Regions from separate parts of the Homo sapiens genome. Here region 2 is linked to region 1. Evidence: chromatin loops called from intact Hi-C (ENCODE). Cell type or tissue: gastrocnemius medialis. All regions are shown on one strand. Links, peaks and the distances in the headings refer to the core of each region. The heading gives the core; the rest is flanking DNA.

Region 1 (8,591 bases), core at 163-8,162:
CTCCGCATTCCTCAGGGCAAGTTCTTCTTGGGAAAATGTAAATTAATTTGCAAATGTAGAGCCAGGAACCTGGGAAATTAATCACTAATGCTGATACAGACCTGGAACACATAAATATAGAAAGGACTCAGAGCTCTAATTTGGGAGTAAAAAACCTGGGTTTAAATTCCAACTCTGCTTCTTAGTGGTGGCTTATTTGTTTGTCTGAACTTCAGTCTCTGAAAAAGAAGAAAGCAGAATGACCAGGTGCAGAAATCACTGGCTTTAGAATCTGATGGACTTGTATTTGAATTCTGGATTTGTGTGGATTTACCCTCTCTGAATCCTGGTTTACCCTATGAAATTGGGCATAAAGATTAAAGGAGACGAAGTGTGCAAAAATATTGGGGACAGTGTAGTGAATATTCCACCAGAAGAGGTAAGAGCTGAGGAGGTAAAAATAAAATAAAAGTCTGCCTATGAAAGTGAGGTAGGAGAAAGAGGGAGGAGAGGTGGGAAGGACTGAAAGTGAGAAAGAATCCCGATTTTGAGGACATGACTGGGAAGAAGACTCTCAGTTGTTCCTTGTCTTAGCAAAATTAAAGGTCCATTGGCTTAATGATATAAGTAGATCAGATATGATGAGTCACCATATATTTTGGGGTCCATTTGCTACTGCAGCTATGCCTACGCTGCTATTGATGACAACTGGAGCTGAGGGGTAGTGGAGATTGCCCAAGGGGAGTTTGTAGGAGAGCAATTTGGACAGAACCCCATGGAATGCCCGAGTGAGAGGAGTGGACAGAGGGAAAAAGAACCCACTAAGATGTCTGAGGAGTGGGCTTTGGGGCCGTTCAGAAGCCAAGGGAAGAAAGTGGCCCACAGAGTGGTTGCACATTCTTTAAGGAGGAAGGTTCAATGGCATGAAACACTGCCAGGGATACAAGTAATGACCTTGCCAGAAGGAGGTCTTGAACAATCGTGTCAAGATAGTGGCATGGTGAGGACAGGGTAAGTGGACACGGTGGGGTAATGAGGGCAAGGGGAGAAGTGGTAGTTGCAGGAAGATGTGCTTTCTTCCTTCTTCTTTTCTTTCTTTTCAGTTCTTTCCTTCATTCCTCCTTCTTTTTCTTCTTTGAGCAGAGGCCATGTTTAAATTCTAATGAAAAAAGGGAAATTAAAGATACAGGCAAATAATTTCCAAAACTCTCATCTACTGTCCAGGTGGCTGTCTCCTTCCAGGTGTCTTGTGTCCAGGTGGCTATCTCATGTCCAGGTGGCTGCCTCATGTCCAGGTGGTTGTCTCATACCAGGTGGTTTTCTCATACCCGGTGGCTGTCTCATACCAGGTGGTTGTCTCATGTTCAGGTGGCTGTCTCATGTCCAGGTGGCTGTCTCATACCAGGTGGCTGTCTCGTGTCCAGGTGGCTGTCTCATGTCCAGGTGGCTCTCTCATATAACAAATTTGTTGCCAACCCAATGGCTCCCTCTGGGTGTCCCTTGGACACTTGAATTTCAACATGTCTAAAACTGGCTTTCCTGTTTTTTCTCCCAGTCTCTTGCTTCTCTTATCCTCCTGCCTGGCTCCACCATCCATCCTCCCAATGGCCAAGTCAGATGCCTATGGACCACCAAAAAATCCAACTTCTCCCTCCCCACACAGTGCTGGCTTGCTGCCTCTTAACACCCACTGTCACCCCTTAGTAGGTGTCCTCACTGTCTCTCCAGGGACTACTGACAGAGTTTTCTGAATGGCTACCTTGTCTATATCCTCATTTCCTTAAGATCTTTCCGCAATTAAATAACGTAGTCTTTCAAGGAATTCTTCTCCTTTGGGATTCCAGCTGTAGGAGAAGGTTTGTAGCATTCCAAATGTGATGTGGCTTTCTTGTCTTTACCTGTTTGCATTCATCATCCTCAGCCTGGAGTGGCTTCTTATCCTCATGGCTCAGACCCAACTCCAGGGCTTAGTCTTTTCTGATTCCCAGACAGAACTGAGGACCACCTTTCCTTTGTCTGGGGACAAAACTAGTATTCTGATCTGACTTCATATATCTCTCTGTTCCTTCTATCCTACAGAGCACATTCTTTCAGGGCAAGGATAATATCTTATTAACCTCCGTACGCCTAGTAGCTGGTTCAATAGTAGGAGCTCCATGAATGAACAAATGAATGCATAAATGAATAAATTAAATGAAGAAGATAGGGATAAATGCAGTTTTGTGGTACTGATTCTTCATCCCACTTTTTAGGTTCAGATCCTTTACTAGGCAGAAAGCCCCCAGATCATATTGTTACTCTCTGGGCTCATTCCTCTTATTGCCCATAGGACATCTGCCATAAAAGGGCCTGCATGTTGGCTGCATTTCCCGTGGTTTGCCCCTAGGAACCACTAGTCTTTCAAGATGTTCTGTGAGAAAAGGATACCAAGGTCACAATAACTTTTGGAAACAGTGTGTACCCTTCCCTTCTTGGGAAGAAGTTTTACAGTAAAAAGCTTAGTTTAGTCGCCCAAGGCCTCCCAAACATGTTTGAAATGGAACCCTTTTTTCTTCAAGTCACATCTTGAAGTTTTAACATCTCCTAAAGTTCGCAAACGCCGTGCTGTCATCGTCTTTCAGTTTACTAACATGGTGGGCTGGCTCTAGTTAAGATAGCCCACTGGATTCCTGTGCAGTGACTCGGGCAGTCTTCTGAAAACAAAATGGCTATGAGTTTTCAACAGATTTCTGCTTTTCAAATGCACAATATATTTTGAGTTTATGACATGTTTTATAAATTGATTATTTTTTTCTCAATTAGGAACATCTATGCTTATCTAAGAGATTCCCTTTATTTTATGAGGTTTATATTCTTTTTGGTAGAAAACATTTTGTTCCACCTTAACTGTTTGAGGATTAATAAAGTAAGATGTATAAATGTTATTATTTTGATTTCTTAATTGAAATGTAATTTAAAGTTGGGTCTTGCTGCCTTTTGGGGCTTCGTGCCGGGCACCTGAAGGAAAGACAAATTAAATTATTCTCCAACGTGCTCTGGATGGTGAGCCTCAAACCTGAATATTTTGTGTTTTGAAATTTGAGTTTTCAGAGTCAGAAATTTAGAGTATATCCATACAGATATCCTAGAATAAAACATATACTTCTTATTTAAAAGTAAAGTTTAAAGATACTTTATCATTGAAATCATCCATCCATCTAGTTGATTTCTACAGGTGAGCTAGCATAATTAAATCATTTTCCTTTCATTTCCATTAATATTGGCTTTTCTGAAAGGATAACAGGAATCTCAAATTCTGTTATAGAGCTGATATTTAAAAGTTCAATTTCGCCATTTTTCCAAACCCAATTTTCTAAGTATTTTGATTAATTAATGCTATGTATACATCATACTTTCAGCCATCTGAAAAGTCATTCCTAGGGCATTTCATGAGTGAAGATTATGCCAGTGCTTCAGACATCACATCTGTAAAAAGATTTTTGATATTCTCTAACGGAGATTTCACAGTCATAAAATATCCAAGTGGAAAGATTTTTCAAATCAGTTTGTCTACCGCTATATCTGAGGTATAAAAATGCACCCCCATTGAACAAAAGTCTGCCAACAACACAAACTGAGGATCTTTTAGGTTGCATCTATATGATACCTGCAAGGGCAATGAGGCCATAAATCAACTCTCACTCTGGCAAGTTTCCTTTGTAAAGTTGTTGTGTTGGCATCACCAGCTCATGACAGGCTGCTCAGAAGCACATCCGAAAACGTCAGTGGAGCAATAATTAGCAACCGCGTCAGGCATTTGGGCCCATTTTGATAATGTGAGATCATGGCTTTCCTGCTCTTGGATGAACAAAAAATAATGGTGTTTGGAAACCACAGAAGACCTAATTTATTTTGTTCACTTGGGTATGGGGGAAGGTGTGATTAGATCAAATCATTTTTTAAAAAAGAGGTGCAGAAAATATGGATATTCTAAACTCATAATCAAATGAGTCGTTGGGTTTTCCTCAAAATGATTCAGAGAGCTAAGGAATTATTTGTAGAATATCTAGTGATATGTCCTGCACTACACTGGGCATTTTTCACACAAGAGAAATATAGAATACAGTGCCTGTGTTCAATAAGATTAAGGACACAATAATAACTTATTTAACACAATTTTTAAAAAGTACTGGTTAGGTGCAGTGGTTCATGTCTGTAATCCCAGCACTTTGGGAGGCCAAGGTGGGTAGATCACTTGAGCCCAGGAGTTTGAGATCGGCCTGGGCAACATGGCAAAACCCCGTATCTTCCAAAAAATATGACAATTAGCTGGGTGTGAGAACACACACCTATAGTCATAACTACTTGGGAGGATTGCTTGAGCCTGGGAGGTGGAGGTTGCAGTGAGCCAAGATCATGGCACTGCACTCCAGCCTGGGCAACAGAGAGAGGCCCTATCTCAAAAAAGAAAAAAGAAAAAGGCTGGGGGAACTTCCTGCTAAGGGTATGCTATTGAATGTTAAGTGGTTTGACGTGAGCATAAATATTTAGGAGTTAAGAGAAACAAGCAGAATTTAGGAAAGAGGCATGAGGGAGGTGAGATTAAGTGCAATTTGGAAATGGCAAGAATTTTGAAAAACAGTTAACATTGATCAAACCCTTCTTTTTTTCTGACTCTATGATGAGCAGTGGACTTACAGGGTTTCTTTTGTTTCTCCCTACAGTTCTACAGGGTTGATACTGTTATTTATCCCCATGTTACCAAAGAGGAAATGAAATGCAAAGAGGGTGAGCAATGTGTCTGACACATAGCAAATGAATGACAGAGGTGGAATTTCAGAGCAGCTTCTAGCAGTTGGCCGCTTGGCCACCTTGCTGCAATAGCTAGCTATGTTGATCTACAGGGAGTGGGTATAGATATGATATGGGTATAAATGGAGATGTAGATATTAGATGTGGTGTGAACGGGAGACAGTGATAAGAGAGATCATCTCAGATTGAAGAGAAGGATTAAGCACATGTATGAAGTGGGAATTGGCATGGGCTTGGGGGTGGTGATGAAAAGACTGACTGATAAAGAGGGCTTATCTTGCGAGGGGTCACATGATTGGGGGATGGGTTATGGAGGCCCCAGTGGGTTAGTGTTAGCATGTGACAGGAAGTGTTGGCTAGTCTAGAATGAAGATTCAAGTGTGTAGTTGTTGATCAAATAGGTGACCACCATACTTTTTCTGTGGGCTTAGGGCACACAGAATATTTAGGGACACGAGCCTAGATGCCAGGGATATCCCCTGATTTGATTGGAGTCCAGGAAACCTTTGGGAGAGAACTCGAACTCTGACTGTACTTGGGGTTCAGACATGCCAATCTGAGGGATAAACTGGAGCTGGGAGCAGTGGGAACCTGTGGGGGGCTGGAAGGGAAGTTCGTCCAGTTCCCTTTCACTCCTATCCAGAGAACAGAGGCCCCTAGTGAGTGTGCACTAAGAGATGTGAACCTGCTGTTCCTGGCATTCTCAAGCCTCCCACGTGTACACATCACCAATTGAATTGTTTACTTTCCAGCAAGATGATTCCTGTGCTCAAGCCAATGGCTTCATCAAACCCCTGACCAGAGAACCCATGATCTGTTCTCATTCTGGATACCGAAAAGGCATTCAACTATGATTCTTAACCATGTACTATTTTCTTCTTGTGCTCTGACTTAATAACTTGCCTATGAGTAAAATGCACATCCACAGTACACATGAGACACCCACACCCATCCTTGTCCTAGAGATTCCTAGAAAGGTACAAGAAGTGCAGAAAACTGTCAAAATGATGTTTGGGGAATTATAAAAATCAGTCCCTGGGAACTCCCAGAGACGTTTGAGTGTGAGACCACCGCGAGGACAGGGCTTCCTGCAGGACTGAAGAATGACCACTACTGAGGTTCACACGGAGATGTTGAAGGGGTTGCATTTGTAAGCACAGACAGTGATGCCCCGGAGAGCAAGGTATTAAATACAAACTGTTCGGAGGTACATTTAGGTGTGTTGTGGGATGTGCACACACAAGCCCTATGCACCATGCTGTATTGTTGTATTCATTAAGCAAAGATAGCAAGTCTTTTGCAGTAAGATCACTAATTAACACCAGTAACTAAAACAGTAAAAGAGTAGAAGAAACACAAACATTATTTTTTTCAGTAATGGCCTTCTTATAAGACTTCGGCTTGGGGAAATATGCTTGGTCACCATATTTGTAAAACTTGTTTCTTTGCCCATTCATCTTTAGATGAATGCTTATTTCAAAGCAGAAGAAACCCATAGCTGTGGCTTCCATTTCACTTGTCCTCTGTGTTATACCTAAGGTCACAGTCACAGCAGGTTGTAGACCACCCTCAAGCTACAGATGGGTTGGACTTCAAGAATACAGTTGTGAATTGATTCTCTATAACACAGAAGCATTTCCCTATAGAAACAATGCTAGGAAAGAAGCCTCGACTCTCAGGCCAGCCTGTAAAACTCTATTTAGCCCCCTGAGCTCTGAAGTGTCCCAAGAGCCCCCGTGCACCTGTAAGGCTGAAGATAGAGCAGACCTGGGAGGCGGGGCTGGATCTGGAATTCAGGGGCTGCCATGTCTGTTAAAGGAGGAGCACCAGGGTATGATCAATTTTGCAAAGTTTTTCAGGACTGGTTGTCCTGCTGTGTATCATCACTGAAAAAACAAAACAAAACAAAATGACTTTTTGTTCTGAAGTAGTTCAAGACTCACAAGAAGTTGCTAAAATAGTACAGAGGGGTTCTATCTACCCTTCAGTCAGCTTCCTCAATGACCATGTCTTTCAGAAGCAGAGTGCCTTGTCAGAATCAAGAAGCCGACGTTGATACAATGCTATTATCTCAGGTAGAGAGTTTATTTGGATTTGATTTATTTCCTTTTTTCTCCCTAATCAAATACAGTGCTCTGGAATTATTTTTCAAGTGTTATAAATGCTAAAAATCTTTATTTTTGCAACAAAAGCTTCCATTCTTCACTGTAGAAAAACTTTACTGACAATGTTATTTGAATGAAGACTGGGTAGGTTTTACATTCATACAAATTAATTTCAATATAAATAAAGCAATTTTTTAAATGTGTAGAATATACTGTAACCAAAAGGAGATTTATGAAATGAAGGATTTAAAAAATGAATTTGAGGCAGTGTGTTTATCACAGTGCATGGGCCTGGGCCCTATTTCCACTGTTGCTATAAACTGAGTAAAGTTGCTTTAGTTGAGTCATTTAATCTCTTTGGTCCTTAATTACTTTATTGTAAAGCAAGGAAATTAGATTACATGGCTTCTAAAACTTCTTTCAATTAAATAAAAATCCTAAGATACCTTCATGTCTAAGATATTATGTAGAGATCATTGTAGAACGCATAAAATGGTTTTATTTTTTTAAAAAAATACTAGAACTTAATTGAAAAGAAAAAATGCCTTGTCAGAACATAAAAGTCATGGGGAAAGTTGGAAAGAAAATGTAAAGGTGTCGCGAGTGTCCAGGGTACCAGGAGACCTGTGGGTGACCCAGAGCAGCAGGAAGGGCTGGCTGTGGGGCTCCACGAGGGAGCCACTTCAGCCCACATGACATTTGTACGACTGATGCCAACATTTCCAAGCCTCAGTGTCCACACTTGTGAAAGGCTGGCAGCCCCCATCAGTGTGGTTCTGAGGATTACAGGACCACAATATGTCCAGCACACAGCAGGGCCCCTGGCACAGAGCCCATTCCGTGGAGGACAAGGAGGGCCTAACCCGTGGGAATGAAGTATAGCCTGGGAAGAGTGCGAGTTGAACGATGCAGAGGGAACCGGGGAGCCAGCCTGCCTTTGACAGTGGCTGCTAGCTTAAGTGGGGAGCCCCTGGTTTCTGAGGAAACCCCTGAGGGGAACATGTTGCCATGCTTGGGTGTGGCTGGAACCTGGGCACTGACCGGGCTGAACTGAGGAATGTGAGTGGGCTTTCTCACAAGAGGTTGGAGAGGCACTCTCGGTCTCAACGGGCTCTGAATTGCAGAAAGCCAGAAATGCACAAACCAGAGCTCTCTCATTCATGTTTAGGAAAGGCAAACAGGTCCCACGTACCCTTTATCTCACAGTAAATCTGAGATCAGAATTTGGACTGTGGATTCTAGGGAGAACCTAAGATATCTTAATATAAAAACAAAACAACACTTTGGTGACTTGCTGCTCATACTAGTTTCTTATCCATGAACTCTTCTCTTCTGCCATTCTCCTGGGCTTTTCTCTGAATGTTTACAGTAGCATCTCAGATGGAGTCTTCCCATTGCTGCTACTCAATATAAATTGTAAAATTATCTAGACAATTAGTTACATAAAACAAGAATAAAAGACAGTTAAAACAGAAATATTTGTATATACTCCTGTCATTTACATCAAATTTCCTAATGATATTCTTGTTCCCCTTCTGTTTCTTTGGGACTCATTATAAAAAGTTTTCCTTTTAAATTTTTCAGATGGATTTCACCTTTTCATGTTTAAGACATAGCTTTAAAATCTTACAAAACCAAATATTTCAGGCTGGGCACAGCGGTTCCTACCTGTAATACCGGCATTTTGGGAGTCTGAGGTGGGAGGATCGCTTGAGC
Region 2 (8,591 bases), core at 414-8,413, 58 kb after region 1:
TTAAGCACTCCTTAGCCTGAGTGGCCTAAAAATCGGAGCCTGGGGCAAAAGCTTATATATTAATTCTTGATCAAGGGCTGCCATCCTAGGGAAGGAAGAGGGGGGAAAGCAAGAGCGGCAGGAAGGAGGGAGAGCAATTCAGAGCGAGGAACCCCAAGCCAGCCACAACTCCACAGCCAAGGCACTGGCCTCATTCCCCAGGGAGCTCTGCAAAGTCTAGTGGAATATCTGTGTCTCAGAACAGCCATGGAGGGGGTTGGGCTCCCTCTTCTCCTGTGCTCCATCTTTTACTGGTCAGAGTCTGTCCTGAGAGACAGTCCCATCATGGCTAGGTTGTCGGGTCCTCTCTGCTTGGGAAGCCAGTATCTTGCGGGTCCAGGCTGACACCTGAGAGGTGGGAAAAAGATGTACACTCTCTCCAGGGGGCTGCAACTGGGGAATGAGATGAGTGAGCCACCAGGGAGATGCAGCTGTGTGGACCAGGACTCAGCACAAAGCTCATCCCTGAATTCCAAGGAGTGAGAATGCAGAAGAGAGAGCTATCTTCCTTGTTGTTTTATTAATCTTTGTTTTATGTGAAACTGATAGGAGTATTCATTTCCTAGGGCTGATGAAACAATATACCAGAAACTGGGTGGTTTCAGAAAATAGAAATTGATTCGCTCCTGGTTCTGGAGGCCAGAAGTCCAAAGTCAAGATGTGCACAGAACCATGCTGTCTCTTGGGCTCTAGGAGAGGGTCTGTTCCATGCCCCTCTCCTGGCTCCAGCACTGCTGCCAGTCCTTGGCACTCTTTGGCTGGTAGATGCATCACCCCAATCTCTGTCTCTGGCTTCATATGGCCTTTTTTCTGGTATGTGGCTGTGTCTCTGTTTTCTCTTCTTCAAAGGATACCTGTCATTGGACTAGGGCCCGCTCTGATACAGCATGATTTCATCTTAACTCATTACATCTACAAAGACCCTATTTCCAAAGGTCAACTTCTGAGGTTTCAGGTAGACATAAAATGTAGGGTGTTGAGGGAGGGGGGAAGCCAGTCCTATAAAATACGCTGAAATTAACTATCTTCCAGCAGGTAAATAGTTGATAACCTCTATATCAACTGCATATTAGACTAAATCCTATTTAATTGGACTGGAGTTGGGCTCAGGCATTTTTTCATTTACCTCAAGTAATTCTATATATATATATTTTATTATCATCAGCATTATATCACTGATTATAATGCAATTGGTAACATTTATTGGACAGTTACTGTGTCTCAGGCACTGGGCTGAGTACTTTATGTATATTATACCAATGACTCATCATTCCAGTTCTTCATCTTACAGATAGGAACACAAGAGTCAACAATGTTGGAAAATCGCCAGAGGACACAGACCTGGGAGCGGCCAAGTCAAGACATCCAGGCTGTCTGGCTCCAGAACTAGGACTCGTCTTTGCCAAGAGAACCCAGAACATATTTAGAACCTTTCATCTTCTTCTCGTCTTTAGACAGTCTCAGTTATTTAGAGAAATTGTAAACATTTTAAGATGCGTAACTGCAAGCCTTCACTACAAAGAAATAAAACAGCCTGGAGAGAGAGGGGCTGACGTATCATATGTATCTTGTACAACCTGAGGATGAGTCACCAAGGGCAGAAGTTAATAAATGACAGGAATTATTATTCAAACAGATTTAATACTTTCATGTCTCCCAATTTCACAAGTTTAGAAAAAAAGTGATGCATTTAGAAGACATCTCTCCCTCCTATTTCGAAGCTTAGCTGCCTAACCTACAGTAAAGCCTGATAGTTATGAACCTTGGAGAACAGCTTCTATGACAAGTGAGGATCTAAGAGCCTATATCTCATAATGATGCCTCTCTGCATTAAACTAAATCACCCCATTCTGGGCAATCATTGCAGATCCCCTGGTTTCCTGTCTTGGCCCTGGACCCACACTCCCTTCCCCATCAAAGGTGGGATGGGGAGAAGCAGCTGCCCAGCTTAAAACAGTGTACTTCCCAGTCATGTGCCAGGCAGAACCTTGTTGGCACCCACGTTTCTGTCTCTGTGGCTGGACCTGCTCCTCATCTTGTCTTCAGTGCCCTTCTTTTTCCTTTGATTTCTACCTAAATCCAGCTCATTGTGGGACCTTCTCTGGTCCAACCTTCTTCAAGTCTCCAGCTGCTCTTACCTCCATGGGCCATTTCTTTGTTTGAAATTATCTTACATTTAGTCGATTCCATTCTGTTTAGATCTCAGCTGCTCTACATTTGCTTCACAGAAATTGACCTTGGCTCCCAAACTATATAACAAGTACCTCCCAGGGACAGAAACAAGGTGTGTATATGCCTGGTATTCCTCCCAGCCTTCTCGGCATAATGCCAAGCAAACAAAATTGGAGTGATCTCCAACATACCTGATAATTACTCTTTATACCTGTAGTATAAGAAGTGTTAACTTTTTGACATTAAATGAAGGTGCCCAAATAGTGCCATCAGATCATGTTAAAATTTTTTCATGGTGACCCAAATTAATAATGACATCCTTTTTCCTCATGGAAACCCAAACCAAATTATTATTTATGATTACTATAATTTTTAGCCATTATTAGGCTCTGTTATGGTACTGTGTGGTTGATTAAAAATGGAAGTTGCCCATGGAGGTCTACATGTCATTGTTTTGGCCAGTGCAAAATGTAGCCAGGAGCACACCACACCTGACAGTATCAGTGATTATTATTATTATTATTATTATTTTTAATACTGATGAAGAGTTTAGTGACTCCTGATTTCAAGCTAAGAGCTGATTAGGAAAGGTTCCATTGACAACTCATCCCTAGAAAATTAAAACAGAAGCACATAGATATTGCAATTTGACTTCAGAGACTTCCCTTTCTCCTAGAACAATGCACACCGCAAATGAGGGCTATTTCCGATGGCTTATAACTAAAGTAAAATACTGTGATATCGTCTAATCTTAGAATCTCTTAAGTGAGAATTTGTTCAAGAGGGCTAACCTAGAACCCAGTGGAAAAATCCAGCTGATGGTCACCTGGGTCCATTCCCTATGGTCTGAGGAGCAAATGAGGCCCCTCTCCTGAGTTTATTTATTTATTTATTTATTTTATTTATTTATTTATTATTATTATACTTTAAGTTTTAGGGTACATGTGCACAACGTGCAGGTTTGTTACATATGTATACATGTGCCATGTTGGTGTGCTGCACCCATTAACTCGTCATTTAGCATTAGGTATATCTCCTAATGCTATCCCTCCCCCCTCCCCCTACCACACAACAGTCCCCAGTGTGTGATGTTCCCCTTCCTGTGTCCATGTGTTCTCATTGTTCAATTCCCACCTATGAGTGAGAACATGCGGTGTTTGGTATTTTGTCCTTGTGATAGTTTGCTGAGAATGATGGTTTCCAGCTTCATCCATGTCCCTACAAAGAACATGAACTCATCATTTTTTATGGCTGCATAGTATTCCATGGTGTATATATGCCACATTTTCTATGCCTTTTGAATACTTGCATTATTTTCTGCCTTGCTTCTTACCTTTGACCTTTGTAAATGGGAGATTATTTGTTGCTCTTGTTTTAAGGATAATTTAGAAATGACAACTTTAGCATATATCTAATAATTACTTGCCCCAGCATTTCATCATTACAACTCAAATTAACATAATGTCTGTTTGGATTTTAACAAAGAAGAAAAGCTAAGAAAAACCTTCACTTGGAAACCCTTCAAAAGTTTCTCATTTGGCTACAGTTACTCAGGCTTTCTGCAAAACGAAGCAATGTTATCCTTACATTACACCAACAGTTGTTTGAGTCTTTTATCAGACTGACTTTCTGCTCATGCCAAAAGGCGTCATTTTCTTTGTGTAAAAGTGACTTTGAAGATTAATAAGTAACAGAATGGGTACACATGGATTTATGAACATTTAAAATTGCTTAATGTTTTTGCATGTGTATACTTTGAAAAAAAATAGGAGATGCCCCAGTTGTTCTACATAGATTGCCTTAGGAGAAGGACATAAATGTGCGTCATTGATTCAGACTTAAGTGAATTGTTGGTGATCCACAATGATCTCCCATTGACAAGAGGTGGGTTTTTGGTCTCCCAAGGAACTACAACAAGCTTTTAGTACTTTATATCAGAAAAAAGTACTTAGCCTGTGAAGCTCATGGCTTTGGTGCCCGCTAATCTCTCTTTAAACACGAAAGATACATCGCAGGCCCAGAGCTGTTGCATCAGCAGGCAGGCAGCAAGCTGAGAGCTGATTAGGAAGCGTCAGCCCCTAGAGGCAGAGGTCTGCCCCCTGACTCTATGAGCAAGAGTCAACATCAAGCCCTTCAATCCTTGGGCCTGCAGTTTTCCCTGTACAGGAAACACAAGCGTGTGTGGATGTGTGTGCATTTCTTTAGAAACACATAATTTGTTTGTTGCTTTATTTTCTACCTTTGAAAGATGGCAAGATCCCAGTCACAAAAACAGAAACCAGGCTAGGTATTTTAACCAGAGAGGGATTTAATAAAAGCGTTAGGATTTGAGCTGTTTTGGAAGAGCTGAAGAAGAAGGAGAGGACAGGGGTCAGGAAGGACAGTTCCTGCAGTGTCCTGCCCTGCTGGGTGGCCATTACAAAGCTGGCAGCTGTGGGGCAGTATCCCTTTGCCCCCATGTGGCCAGGCACACGGGGCACTGGCTGACTCCCACAGCCACCACTGTCAGGATTGGAGCTGGAGCTGCTGCCACAGCCAGAAGCAGAATGTCCACTACCTCCCTCCTACCTTCTGATTTTGCACTAGCTCCCTACTGGTACAACCTACACAGAACCCTGCCAGTAAAGGAATCTGAGAAATGTAGTCCCCTGAGGTACAGAAAACACAGAAGGGCAGGCAGTATCTGGCCCAGATGCCTATCATAAAGCTTTAGAAAATGTTGTGTTATCGCTGCACTTTAACCATTGAAGTATTTATTTTAAATTGATTCTTATTTAAATATCAAATATAAGAGAAATCCTATTTGACTATGCCTTTTATGGGACAGTCAAGAAGATAATCAGTATTATATTAAAGAATATTTTATGGGTTTAAAGAATATTTTGGGGGCATTTTAATTCACATAGTTCAAAAGCAGCTGAATACATGTATTAAAAGGCAAGCTCTTGATAGGCCTTGCTATGTCATCTACGAAAAGCACTCCTGTTTGCCTCTGCTAGCTAACTCAGCTATTTGAAGTACAGATGGATGAAGCAAATTCTACTGTTTGGGTTTTTATATTTGACACTGGTTGATACTTTTCCAAAGCAAATGTTGCATTTCCGCTGGTAGTTTGATTTCGCTGTTTGCTTTCTGAAATTCTATGTACTTTTATTTTAGTACATAGAATAACTATGCCTGCTTAATTCCAATGAGAAATTATTTCAGATAAATAATCATCAACTTGTTTACTTAAAATAAAATTTTTGTACCTCGAAAAACCAAAATTGATAATAAAAATCCTTTAAAATGACCATGATTACAACTATTATGCATATCTGTAAATCTCTTTACTTCTTACATCTTGACTGATCATCTCAGCAACTCTGTGAGAAGCCAACTACTACTGCCTCCAAATTTTTTCCAACTATGTTAGGTGACAGGTCATTAGCTGTAAAACCAAGGCAAGAAGTTGGACTTTATAAGTAAATACGATAGTTTACTTATGAATATGTATTTATGAGACTCCTCAAAATTCATATTCCAACCACATTAATTTTCTCTTCATGCTAGAGTCTAATGCAGTGGTTAGACTGCAGCATGAAACTGGGGTAAGCATACCACTTGGAGATTTGCAAAGATGATCACAGGAATTGTCGGCCTGGATAATTTTAAGGGAGCCAGTTTTCAGATCCTCAACCTACATTCGTACTCTTTCCCAAAACAAATTCGTCTAAGAATATGTCCCTTTTAAGGATGCAGGTTCCTACCCAAAATTGTACTTTTCCCACTTTGCAAAATTAATCATGCCTCTCTCTCATCTTTCTCTGAGGCATTGACTTGAAGTTTTAAAATCTTCAGGGCAACAAACAATGGGACAATTTGACATATTGTTCCAGTATTAAGAAAGTAACTTTCTTAATGTAAGACTAATTATAAGTAAATGTAAATGACTGATGACTTAATTAAACAACTTTTTGTAAGTCTGATGGTTTCCATTTTTTTCCTTAGAGCAGAACTGTAGGAGAACTTACATGACATGCTGGCTAATAAAAAAGTAAAAATAATTTGGTGATAGATCACTGTGAATCTTGGCATACAGCTGAGAAGGAGGTTAAAGAATTGAGTAACATTTCTGTAGCAAAACTCCCTTCATTCCCACTGATTTATTTATATGGAAAAATCTTCTTGGCCCATAAATTTATAAAAATGAAAAACAGAAATAGAATTAATTTTGAGCCCTAACTCATTCTAGTAATAAATAATATATCCACTGATTTCATGACCTAACTAGAAAAACTTAGACTCGCTTTTGGCCATGGAGACATACATTTCCAACAAAATTTTACTTCTGCATAATAATTATTTCTTAAAATTTATTACATCTTATTTTTTTATCAATTATGATCTAAAGATAATTGTAATTATAACCCAAGCAGAAAAAATCCAATATTTAGAGACTTATTGCCACAGGAAAATTTTAAAAATTAAATGTCAATTTATATATGTAACTTATTGTACATAGAAGTATGGTGACAAAACCTATAAAATATTTTCTACACGAAATACATTACATTAGAATAAAAGTCTGTGGAAATGAAAATAAGAGCTCAAAGAGAAAAAAATTGATGTCAAATTTCAGACTATTAAAGAACAGTCTGTTTATAGCAATTGGACACCTGATAGCATATAATATTCATACTCTATTGCAGCCATCCCTTCCTTTTTGGCACTAGGGACCAGTTTTGTGGAAGACAATTATTCCATGGATGGAGGGAGTGGGGGCTGTTCGGGGAGATGGTTTCAGGTGAAACTATTCTACCTGAGATCATCAGGCATTAGTTAGATTCTCATAAGAAGTGCGCAACCGAGATTTCATGCGCCGCCCACAATAGGGTTCACGCTCCTATGAGAATCTAATGCCGCTGCTGAGCTGACAGGAGGCAGAGCTCAGGCAGTAATGCTCGTGGCCCACTACTGCTCACCTCCTTCTGTGCGGTCTGGTTCCTAACAGGCCACAAACTGGTACTGGTCCATGACTCGGTGGTTGGGGACTCTTGCTCTATTCAATACGCTTAAAAGAATGATGTTGGCCAGGCGCGGTGGCTCACTCCTATAATCCCAGCACTTTGGGAGTTTGAGGTGGGCAGATTACGAGGTCAAGAGATCGAGACCATTCTGGCCAACATGGTGAAACCCCATCTCTACTAAAAATACAAAAATTAGATGGGCGTGGTGGCGCACACCTGTAGTCCCAGCTACTCAGGAGGCTGAGGCAGGAGAATCGCTTGAACCCGAGAGGCAGAGGTTGCAGTAAGCAGAGATTGCTCCACTACACTTCAGTCTGGTGACAGAGCGAGACTCCATCTCAAAAAAAAAAAAAAAAAGAACGATGTTATAACAACATAGTATACTGAAAATTACATCCTTTGCAGTTATTTAAACAAAGGATATTTATGTGTTAATGTAAACATACGTATGTGATACATTTTCAAAATTTATTTAAAGAGTATATGAGCAAAAATCTTTACAGATCATTGATCTATACAAAAGATAAGGTGTTTTGAAGATCTGCATTCTGGCATGTCTCCATGTGTGTTTTCTTTGTTTTCTCAGTTTGACCTTGTCTGTGTCAATGCGTGGATGCTGGACCTCACCCAAGCCATCCTGAACCTCGGCTTCCTGACTGGAGCATTCACCTTAGGCTATGCAGCAGACAGGTAGGTACCAATGTGACAGCCATTTTATGTCACTATAATACCATGCATTAATACGGGGAGAAAAATGTTTTATGTTAACTATTAAAACAATATTTTTGCTAAATTCGCAAACAATTCTTGATTCCATCATTCATGACATCCACACTTGGTTGGTTTGACTAATTCTTTTCTTTTCAAACTTCATCTCCTTATTCCTTGAACTTCACAAAGGTCTGAGGCTGTTCCCGGTAGGACTGAGAGCATCAGAATGAAAACACAGACCTCCAAAGCAGGAACATCATGACTGGGTTGATGCACTGTTATGCTGAATACTACAGAATCAATCAATTCGATGTGCTTCAGTAACAACTTACTGATTGTGGTTTTATTAATTTAGTCATAAGATTAGCCTATTCCAAATTTGTTTCACCTAATTTTTTTTTAAACGAAATCCTTGTATTTTATTCTACAAATGTAAAACTCTGTGAAAAAAATATTTTTCCAAAAACCACTAAAGGAGTTTTTTTCTATTATTTTGTATTCATAAATGCAACTGCCCAGTGGCAGGCATGGTGAGTGTGTATATTCAAGACATCATGCTTTCTATTTAAATATTCTTCTTCCTTAAGATTATTGATGCTAGCTATTGTATTCATGTTTAACTCTATTTTTAATTCCAATTCTAACTATGAAAATACTTGC

What was found. A loop is a pair of places that touch in the nucleus more often than their neighbours do. Peaks named below come from ENCODE experiments on the same cell type or tissue, not always from the same donor. Only the 100,000 strongest peaks of a DNase experiment are listed, where the experiment ranks them.
Region 2: a loop joins it to region 1, with 2.5 times the contacts of the local background. A loop is called at or near these places in 7 of 110 quality-filtered maps.

What each region holds. Positions count from the first base shown.
Region 1 is chr6:160,332,678-160,341,268 of GRCh38, forward strand. No RefSeq gene overlaps it. Among named protein-coding and RNA genes, the nearest start is that of SLC22A3, 11 kb to the right of the region's middle. In gastrocnemius medialis, for the core only: no CTCF peak of the experiment used is centred there; a DNase peak (open chromatin) is centred at 3,734.
Region 2 is chr6:160,390,173-160,398,763 of GRCh38, forward strand. SLC22A3 (solute carrier family 22 member 3) reads left to right here. Exons shown (of 11, transcript NM_021977.4): 2 at 7,807-7,910. LOC124901453 (a long non-coding RNA gene) reads right to left here and starts at 1,981. Exons shown (of 3, transcript XR_007059843.1): 1 at 1-1,981. In gastrocnemius medialis, for the core only: a CTCF peak has its summit at 4,644 (motif pointing left); DNase peaks (open chromatin) are centred at 1,389 and 4,669; H3K27ac peaks cover 4,713 bases.